Linked DNA regions of Homo sapiens: region 2 is linked to region 1. A link is a contact called in ENCODE Hi-C or POLR2A ChIA-PET data. All regions are on one chromosome and are shown on one strand. The core of a region is the stretch at or near the end of the contact, and the rest is flanking DNA. Distances in the headings are between cores, read along the strand shown.

What was found. A loop is a pair of places that touch in the nucleus more often than their neighbours do. ChIA-PET counts read pairs that join two places held with the same protein, here RNA polymerase II (POLR2A). Pooled maps may share reads with other maps.
Region 2: a loop to region 1 is called in a pooled map, with 2.8 times the contacts of the local background. The contact joins the promoter of GLB1 here to the enhancer-like site in region 1. A Hi-C loop is called at or near these places in 1 of 50 pooled maps. POLR2A ChIA-PET finds 5 or more read pairs at or near these places in 3 of 52 experiments (GM10248, activated B cell and activated T-cell).

What each region holds. Positions count from the first base shown.
Region 1 is chr3:31,915,772-31,919,807 of GRCh38, reverse strand. The region is part of intron 1 of OSBPL10 (oxysterol binding protein like 10); the gene reads left to right. Among named protein-coding and RNA genes, the nearest start is that of OSBPL10, 63 kb to the left of the region's middle. Within about 2 kb of position 2,392, at least 2 of the 41 ENCODE cell types and tissues checked have a DNase peak (open chromatin) inside an H3K27ac peak, as active enhancers do.
Region 2 is chr3:33,095,088-33,099,123 of GRCh38, reverse strand. GLB1 (galactosidase beta 1) reads left to right here and starts at 1,978. Exons shown (of 16, transcript NM_000404.4): 1 at 1,978-2,113. The coding sequence starts at 2,039. TMPPE (transmembrane protein with metallophosphoesterase domain) reads left to right here and starts at 1,978. Exons shown (of 2, transcript NM_001039770.3): 1 at 1,978-2,405. RefSeq lists a silencer at 1,781-2,390.

The sequences.
Region 1 (4,036 bases), core at 1,143-3,642:
GTGCCTGTGTTGTACTTCCTGTTTTCCTCAGCCCAGGATAGTGATTGCTATTTACTCAGCAAACAGTTTTGGAGGCACATTCTGGAAGCCATTCCTCCTGCTCTGTGAACTGCCTCCCTGGACCTTTGGTAATGATGTTTATTAACTCTGGTGATATGATTGGGTGAAAGAGACAAATCAGATCCTCACTTAGAAATTTGAATTGATGAGATAGCCGGTTGGGATGAGCACATTCCTGGAATTCTAGAAGGTGTCATCTTGGGAACTGAAACCACTATGTTCATTTCTGGAAAAACAGAGATTGGAACCAGAGGGAGAAAACACTTCCTCTCTGTTGGTTGGATTTCCAGTCTTTGCTCCAGCCCTTCCTAAGACCTGGCCACCTTCCTTGGCTCCTGTGAGATGCCTTGAGCCTCATTCAGTAAGTCACCCCGATGTATCCTCAAGCAACCAAATTAGTTTCTGTTACTTGCAATAAATAAGTCATAGGGAATTTATCTATGTTTTAAATTTGGTCTTTTCCTCTGCGGAGTGCTGTTCTAAGTGGATTTGATATGTCAGACTTATTTACATTAATACTAAAGCATTATAAAGGTCATGATAGAAATCTGTGTAAGAGGCAAAGAAAGGAGTGGTTGAGTCTACCTGAGGGCAGGAGGACACAGTCCATGAAAGAGGCGATCTTTCCAGGTGGTCTGGGCAGGGCATTCTGGGTAGAAGGTACAGTATGAGCAAAAGCCCAGCATTTGGAATCATCTTCAGGAGTTGCAGGATGTTTGACATAGGGTGTGACTGGGGGCAGTTGGTAGGCAGGTGAGATCCAGGCTGTGAGTGCCTCATGCTGTGAAGTTTGACTTTATCTTGTAGATCGAAACCACAAATGGGCTTTGGATGGGCTATTTGTGGCCTGCATATGTGTTTTGTTTTGCTTGTGCAAATGTTTTCCATCACTAGTTGCCATGATTTAAAAATCAAATGCTTTCCCTTAAACATCTGAATATGTACAAATTACCACTGTCTGAAATTTTTTGGAAGATTTATTAATAGATGGTCTAGCAGTAGTGGGCCTGCATTCCACATGGCACAGGAAATGGGGTATGTGGGCCCCTGTTGCCATGGTCTCACCTGGTCTACCCCATACACTGACTTTGCTTTCCTATCCTTATAGGCTTGGGCTGGAGGTAGTGGGGCCAGTGACTTGCTTACTTTCATTTGTTTCCTGTTTGGTCAGCAGTGGTCCCAGTGATGACCGCCTTACTATCTCATTAACCCTTTTCCTTTCTGAGGTGATTTTCCATTCCAAACTCTTTAGACACAAAACTGCTCTGGAGCCAGGCATGGTAGCTCACTCCTCAGGAGGCTGAGGCAGGAGGATCGTTTGAGCCCAGGAGTTCGAGGCTACAGTGAGCTATGATCATACCACTGTACTCTGGCCTGGGCAACAGAATGAGACCCTGTCTCTTTAAAAAAAAAAAAAAGAAAAGAAAAAACAACTCCAGTGTGTGTCTTCTAGATGTTTTTGTTTCACTTTCAGGGACTTGTCTTGCTGTCTTTTAACTTTGTCATTATTACTATTTTTTAAAGCAAAAGAGAAAGTTTAAAATACTGGCATAAAGGTTAAGTGAATTGTCATTGTGTTTTTAATAACTGAGGAGGGCTTTTGTTTGGAATGATATTTATAGTAAGTTGTTCTTTTTCAATTATTAGTTTATTAAAATAGTAAATTTTAAAACCTAGTATTTCTTGAACTTTAAGCTCAACTTGTAGATAAATTTTTATTTATAAAGTAGTAATTTTCATGTCAAAAATGGTTTCACTTATTCATTGATTAACCTCACTTAGTTTCTAAATTTAACAAATTAAAGTTATTAAGGCTGTTAGCACCACTTAAAGATTTAATCAGAGTCCCTTGATGTTTTAAACTGTAATCACACATTTTAAGTATCTGTTTCTCTCAAACACCTTAACTAAGGCTGATAACAAAACCGAGGAGCAAAGTCAGCCTCATACTTCAGCAGCTCTTGGGAATTAGTGCAGTAATCCTACTGGAAGCCAAGAGGAAAAAAGAGTGCGTTAGTCCAGTCAAGGTTACATGTTTTGAGGTATTGATTGATTGATTGTCAGCATACTAGATCAGTTTGTACCTTCCAAGGTGCTCCTTCCTATCTCAACAGCTAGTTTCTTTTCTCTTTTTGTGTTTTAAATCAGGCAGCCTCCAGAACCAGAATAGGTTCAGAGAGACTCTCAAAAGCTGGTTGCTTGATAAAAACAAAGCATACTTGTGAGTAGGAGGTTTGGGTGTCTGTAGTCTTTCAGCTGGGGGTTACCTATTTGCATAGGTTGCACTTGTCTGCAGCCAGGTGTGCTAAACTACCCATCATGTAAATTAACAGAGGCTCTTGAATGTACTTTTTTTCTCTAGTCAAGCAGTAAGGATTTATTCTTTTCATTTTTCACAACATAGCAAAAGACACCTCGTTAATAGCTTTTCACTATAAAGACTGTAAAGATTGAATTACTTTCTCATTTGGTTGGGACTCCTAGTGGAGTTGGACACTGAAATTCCTTTGCCAAGGCCCTTGGCCCCACCTCACATGAACGCTGTAACTGTCGTGTAATTTCTTGTGTGGGGCCTAGTGTGGGCACCGGTGGGATGCTGAACCCCGGCTGTGACACCGACTTTGTCTTGTCTTATTCTCCAGTGTCCTATTGACCTCCTCCTGGAATCTCATTATTGATGTGCACAAGGGAAGTAAAGTAATGCAAGGAGGCACAGCCTCACATTATTTAGAAGAAATGCTTTTGGAGAGGCTTGAAATCGATTTTTTGAAATCTAAATATTAGAACAAAAGAGATATATTTAGTCTGCATATCTTAATAGGAGTCCCGGCTTACAATAAAAACATTTATTAAACAGTTAAAGATGGAAAGCAGAGATAAGCAACCATTTTCAGGAGAGGGCCAGGTGGATGAATCAACACAATTGGTCTTTTTGGCAAGAATGTTAAAACCTGTTGGTTTTGATTTTGTTAATTGGAAACAGCGAGGGAGATTAACAGGTGCCTGAGAAGTAATTAATCAGGGATTTAGAGAGCTTTTATGTTATCAGGGAAAGGTGATTTTGAAAGTGTCCACTCCAATATTTAAGAGTACTGAGTGGAACAAACATTTACATTTTTACTGTATTGATTAGCTTACTCATTGGTGAGCCATGGACTGTGGAAAATGATCATTTGTGGGGGTGGGTGATAAAAGACTAAGAGTCAATTTAGAGTGAGGTTTGGTGCATGAAAAAAGGTGTCAGATATTTTACTTCTGACTGCTCATGAGAACAAAGGCATCATAATGCTTATAACCAACCTGTTGTTACACTTGACTCCTCTGTTTTTAGAGGCAGTGGGGTGGCCACTCACTCTACACTTGCCAAATCACCCAATTAGGAAGACAAACCAAGAAGGAACATTTTACGTGACTTTAGAATTGGGGAAATAGGTGAGTAGGAAGCTGTACAAAATATGCACATTGATTTCTGCATGTTAACTTATTTTGGGTTCTAGAATGTAGAAGCCAGTATCAGTGCATCCATGTTTGTGTGCTATAGCCTTTTGGATAGAATTTGATCAGTATCAAAATAAATACATGCATACTTATTGTACATTAATTATTTCCCTCCTGGAGACAGTGCTGGATTCTTTTTTTTTTTTTTTTTTTGAGACGGAGTTTCACTCTTGTCACCCAGGCTGGAGTGCAATGGTGCGATCTTGGCTCACTGCAACCTCCACCTCCCGGGTTCAAGCGATTCTCTTGCCTCAGCCTCCCGAGTAGCTGGGATTACAGGCTCCCACCACCACACCTGGCTAATTTTTTATATTTTTTAGTAGAGACGGGGTTTCGCCGTATTGGTCAGGCTGGTCTTGAACTCCTGACCTCAGGTGATCTGCCCACCTCGTCCTCCCAAAGTGCTGGGATTACAGGCGTGAGCTACCACTCCCGGCCTGGATTTCTCTTAAAGGGTGTTGCGTGGTTGGTTACAGAT
Region 2 (4,036 bases), core at 729-3,228, 1.2 Mb before region 1:
ATTATTTAATATTTAGACCGTGTACCATTATCAAAATCAGAAAGTTAACATTGATGCGGCCGGGCACAGTGGCTCATGCCTGTAATCCCAGCACTTTGGGAGGCCGAGGTGGGCAAATCACTTGAGGTCAAGAGCTCCAGACCAGCCTGGCTAACATGGTGATACCCCATCTCTACTAAAAATACAAAAATTAGCCAAGCCTAGTGGTGGGTGCCTGTAATCCCAGCTACTTTGGAGGCTGAGGTGGGAGAATCACTTGAACCTGGGAGGCGGAGGTTGCAGTGAGCCGAGATTGTGCCACTGCACTCCAGCCTGGGTGACAGAGTGAGACTCTGTCCCCCCACCCCCCCAAAAAGGAAATTAACATTGATGCATGGTACTAATCTAACCTACAAGTCTAATTCTGATTTCATCAACTGTCCCACTAACATCCTGTATATACCAAGCTTCTTATCGTCATCATCTCTGGTAATTTCCCCAATTATCCAGTGAATTTGATATTATTAGCCCTGCTTTACCAACAAAGAAACTAAGCTCAGAGAGGTTAAGTAATTTGCCCACAGTTACACAGACAGTAAGTGGCAGAGCTGGAATTCCAACTCAAGTGTACTTCCTCCAGAGCCCTTGTTCTTTAATACTGAACTAGAATTGCAGAGCTTGGAAAGGACTTCACAGTGCAAGGACACGGAATTGGTACTACAGGCATGAAAAGAAGCCAGGCACGGTGGCTCATGTCTGTAATTCCAGCATTTTGGGAGTTCCAGGCAGGTAGATTGCTTGATCCCAGAACTTCAAGACCTGCCTGGGAAACGTGGTGAGACCCTGTCTCTACAAAAAATACAAAAATTAGCCGGGTGTGGTGGCGCACGCCTGTAGTCCCAGCCACTTGGTAGGCTGAGACGGGAGAATTGCTTGAGCCCAGGAGGCCAAAGCTGCAGTAAGCCGTGATTGCGCCCCACTCCAGCCTGGGTGACAGAGTGAGACCCTGTCTCAAAAAACACAAAAACAAAACAAAAAAACAACCCCCCAAACCAAAAAACAAAAACCTAAGAAAAGCCAGTAACTGATACTTTCTCAATCTCTCAATGAAATGTCCTTTCTGATACTTTCTCAATCTCTCAAGGACATGTCCGGTAGGAAAGGAGAAAGGAGTGAACAAATAGAATTTTGGCTACTTTGTTATACAATGTAAAAAGGCTTTTTGGAACACCAAGGCATAAACTAAGGTTATTTTAAAAAAGAAAATTTTTTTTTGATACGGAATTTCGCTCTTATTGCCCAGGCTGGAGCGCAATGGCTCGATCTCGGTTTACTGCAACCTCCACCTCCCGGGTTCAAGCGATTCTCCTGTCTCAGCCTCCTCAGTAGCTGGGATTACAGGCGCCTGCCACCACGCCCGGCTAATTTTTGTATTTTTAGTAGAGACGGGGTTTCATCATACTGGTCAGGCTGGTCTGGAACTCCTGACCTCAGGCGATCCGCCCGCCTCGGCCTCCCAAAGTGCTGGGATTACAGGCGTGAGCAGGATTTTCATTCTAACAAGTTCCAGGTGAGTTGATACAGTGGCTCCAGGGACCGACCACATTTTGCTAACCCCCGGCTTAGAGTTATTCAAAGAGCCCGTATATGAGACGCGGATTCCATCTAGGGCGTTTAGGTTTAATGATTAACAATTTCCCTCTTCTGCTCTCTCAAGGCAGCCAGGGAACAGGGAGACCATGATTCATGTCCAATCCCCGAGGCGCGTTATCAAGCTGCTGAAAGCAGGCCCTCCGGACTGCAGTTCCAAAGGGTCCCTTCCCAGGGAAGACGCCTGCAAAACCCAGATAGTACTATCCTGGAGTCACGCGGCGGCGCGCAGCCTCCTAGCCGCCCCCACCCGCCCGGCTCGGCCACAGCGGGGCGGGGCGCGGGGCTGAGCAGGCGCGAGGGCTGGCTGCTGGGCCGACGAGGGGCGGTGCCAGGCCGTGGGTCCTTAGTCAAGTGACGCGAAGCGGCCGGCCTGGGCGCCGACTGCAGAGCCGGGAGGCTGGTGGTCATGCCGGGGTTCCTGGTTCGCATCCTCCCTCTGTTGCTGGTTCTGCTGCTTCTGGGCCCTACGCGCGGCTTGCGCGTAAGTCTGCGGGACCCGGGTACGGGGAGGCATTGCTAGGGGACAGGCTGGCGGGGAACCGGGCTGGGGTCGCAGCCACCCGCGGTCCCGCAGGGCGGGGAGCCTGAGCCCCGAAGTGCCCCCCAGCAGGCTCGCGGCCGGCGGAACGCAGGCAGTGGACCGGCCTTCCCGTCGGGGGCGGGCCGGGCGGGGCGCGCGTCCTTCCAGGCAGCTCGGTCGCTTGTGCGTTCCGCTCCGGCCGCCCTTTGCGCTTGGATCCACTTCCCCATCTGTAACGAGGTGTTGAGACGAGGTGCGTGTAAACATTTCCTAAGTTGGCTTTCCGGGAGGGGATTCCAAGTTGCGCGGGTTAGAGGGTGCCTCCGGCTCTGGTTTGGGGCGCCCTCGCTTTCCCAGTTGGTGCTCTGCGGAGCGCTCCGGAAGGAGAAAAATGGGGTCAGGAGAGGCCCTTGCAGTGGGAACATTGGGTTATTTCCCCTCTGGGTGCTCTCCCTCTTCGTGCATCTTGTTCCTTTCTCACCACTCCCCGTCGCCTGCCCTTTGGCTTGGGTTTTTCTTTGTATTTGTGGGACCGTTTTCCTTCGGCGTTTGGGGGTCCAGGTTGAGGGGGGGAATAGGCAGGCTGCCGGGGGATGCCATCGTTGATCGGGGCAGGGCTGGCGAGGCGAATAGGTGAGGTGCGGGGCGTGCACAGTTGGTGGGAGAGGAAGGACAGCTTCACTCGCTGCGTCCGAGCTGAGGCGACTGGCTGAGGGGCTCCAAAGCGCTGCCTGGGGAGGTTTGCATCACACCTGCGGAAAGGAGAGTGGGTAGTTGCAAGCTGCTCCTCTGCACGTTCCGCGGACCAACTTTGGTTCCTCCAGGGTGTAGGTGGGCTGAGCCTGCAGTATGCTTTAAGTAAGAGCTGGTAGCATTTGACACCGTTGACTTGTAAGTTACACCCTTTAATAACGCTTTCAATAACGTGCCTAGGGCAGAGAAAAGTGGTACATTTATCTACAACCAAGATTGAACATCTTAAGTATTTGGAAAACAGCTGCTGAAAATGTTTTCATTTTGGGAAAAAGTCAGCACAGATTATTTGCTGCTCCCTCTTCACCCCGTCTGTGGTTCCCCTACCCCAGTATGTAGACAGAGTTTTCTTGTCCAGAAGGCCCGTAGGACCTTAGGAGTCAGAGCTAGCCAGCTGTGAGAACCACTGGGGAAGGTGGAACTGGGGCACAGTTCAGGAGAACAGTGGCAGGGTAAGGGGCTAGGGGAAAGGCAGATCTTAACCAGTATCTGGGAGTGGGGGTAGGGAGAGAGAGAAGGATTTATGAACCAGGAACAGGTGGACAGGGTCAATCTGTCTGATGTGAGCTCATCAGTCTTGTGCAGCGTCATTGGGTCAGGGTGGATGCCCTGTGGCTGCCATACCTGAGGCCCACACAGGGAGGCTGGCATCACCCCAGGAATTCTCATTTCAGGTGCCTAGGTGTCCCTCTTGGGCTTCTGTGCCCACAGCTAAAGAAAGATACCAGCAGTCTAGCTTTCCATTATCTCCTTGTTTACATTTCTTTAGGGTTCACGCCATTCTCCTGCCTCAGCCTCCCGAGTAGCTGGGACTACAGGCGCCCGCCATCACACCCGACTAATTTTTTTCTTTTTTTGTATTTTTAGTAGAGACGGGGTTTCACCATGTTAGCCAGGATGGTCTCGATCTCCTGACCTCGTGACCCAGCGGTTCTCAAATTTTAACTAAATTTTAGCTGTCCTAGAAATTAAGAGAATATTCCTTTTTTTTTTTTTTTTTTTTTTTTTGAGACAGAGTCTCGCTCTTTTGCCCAGGCTGGAGTGCAGTGGCACGATCTTGGCTCACTACAACTTCCACCTCCCAGGTTCAAGTGATTCTCCTGCCTCAGCCTCCCGAGTAGCTGGGATTAC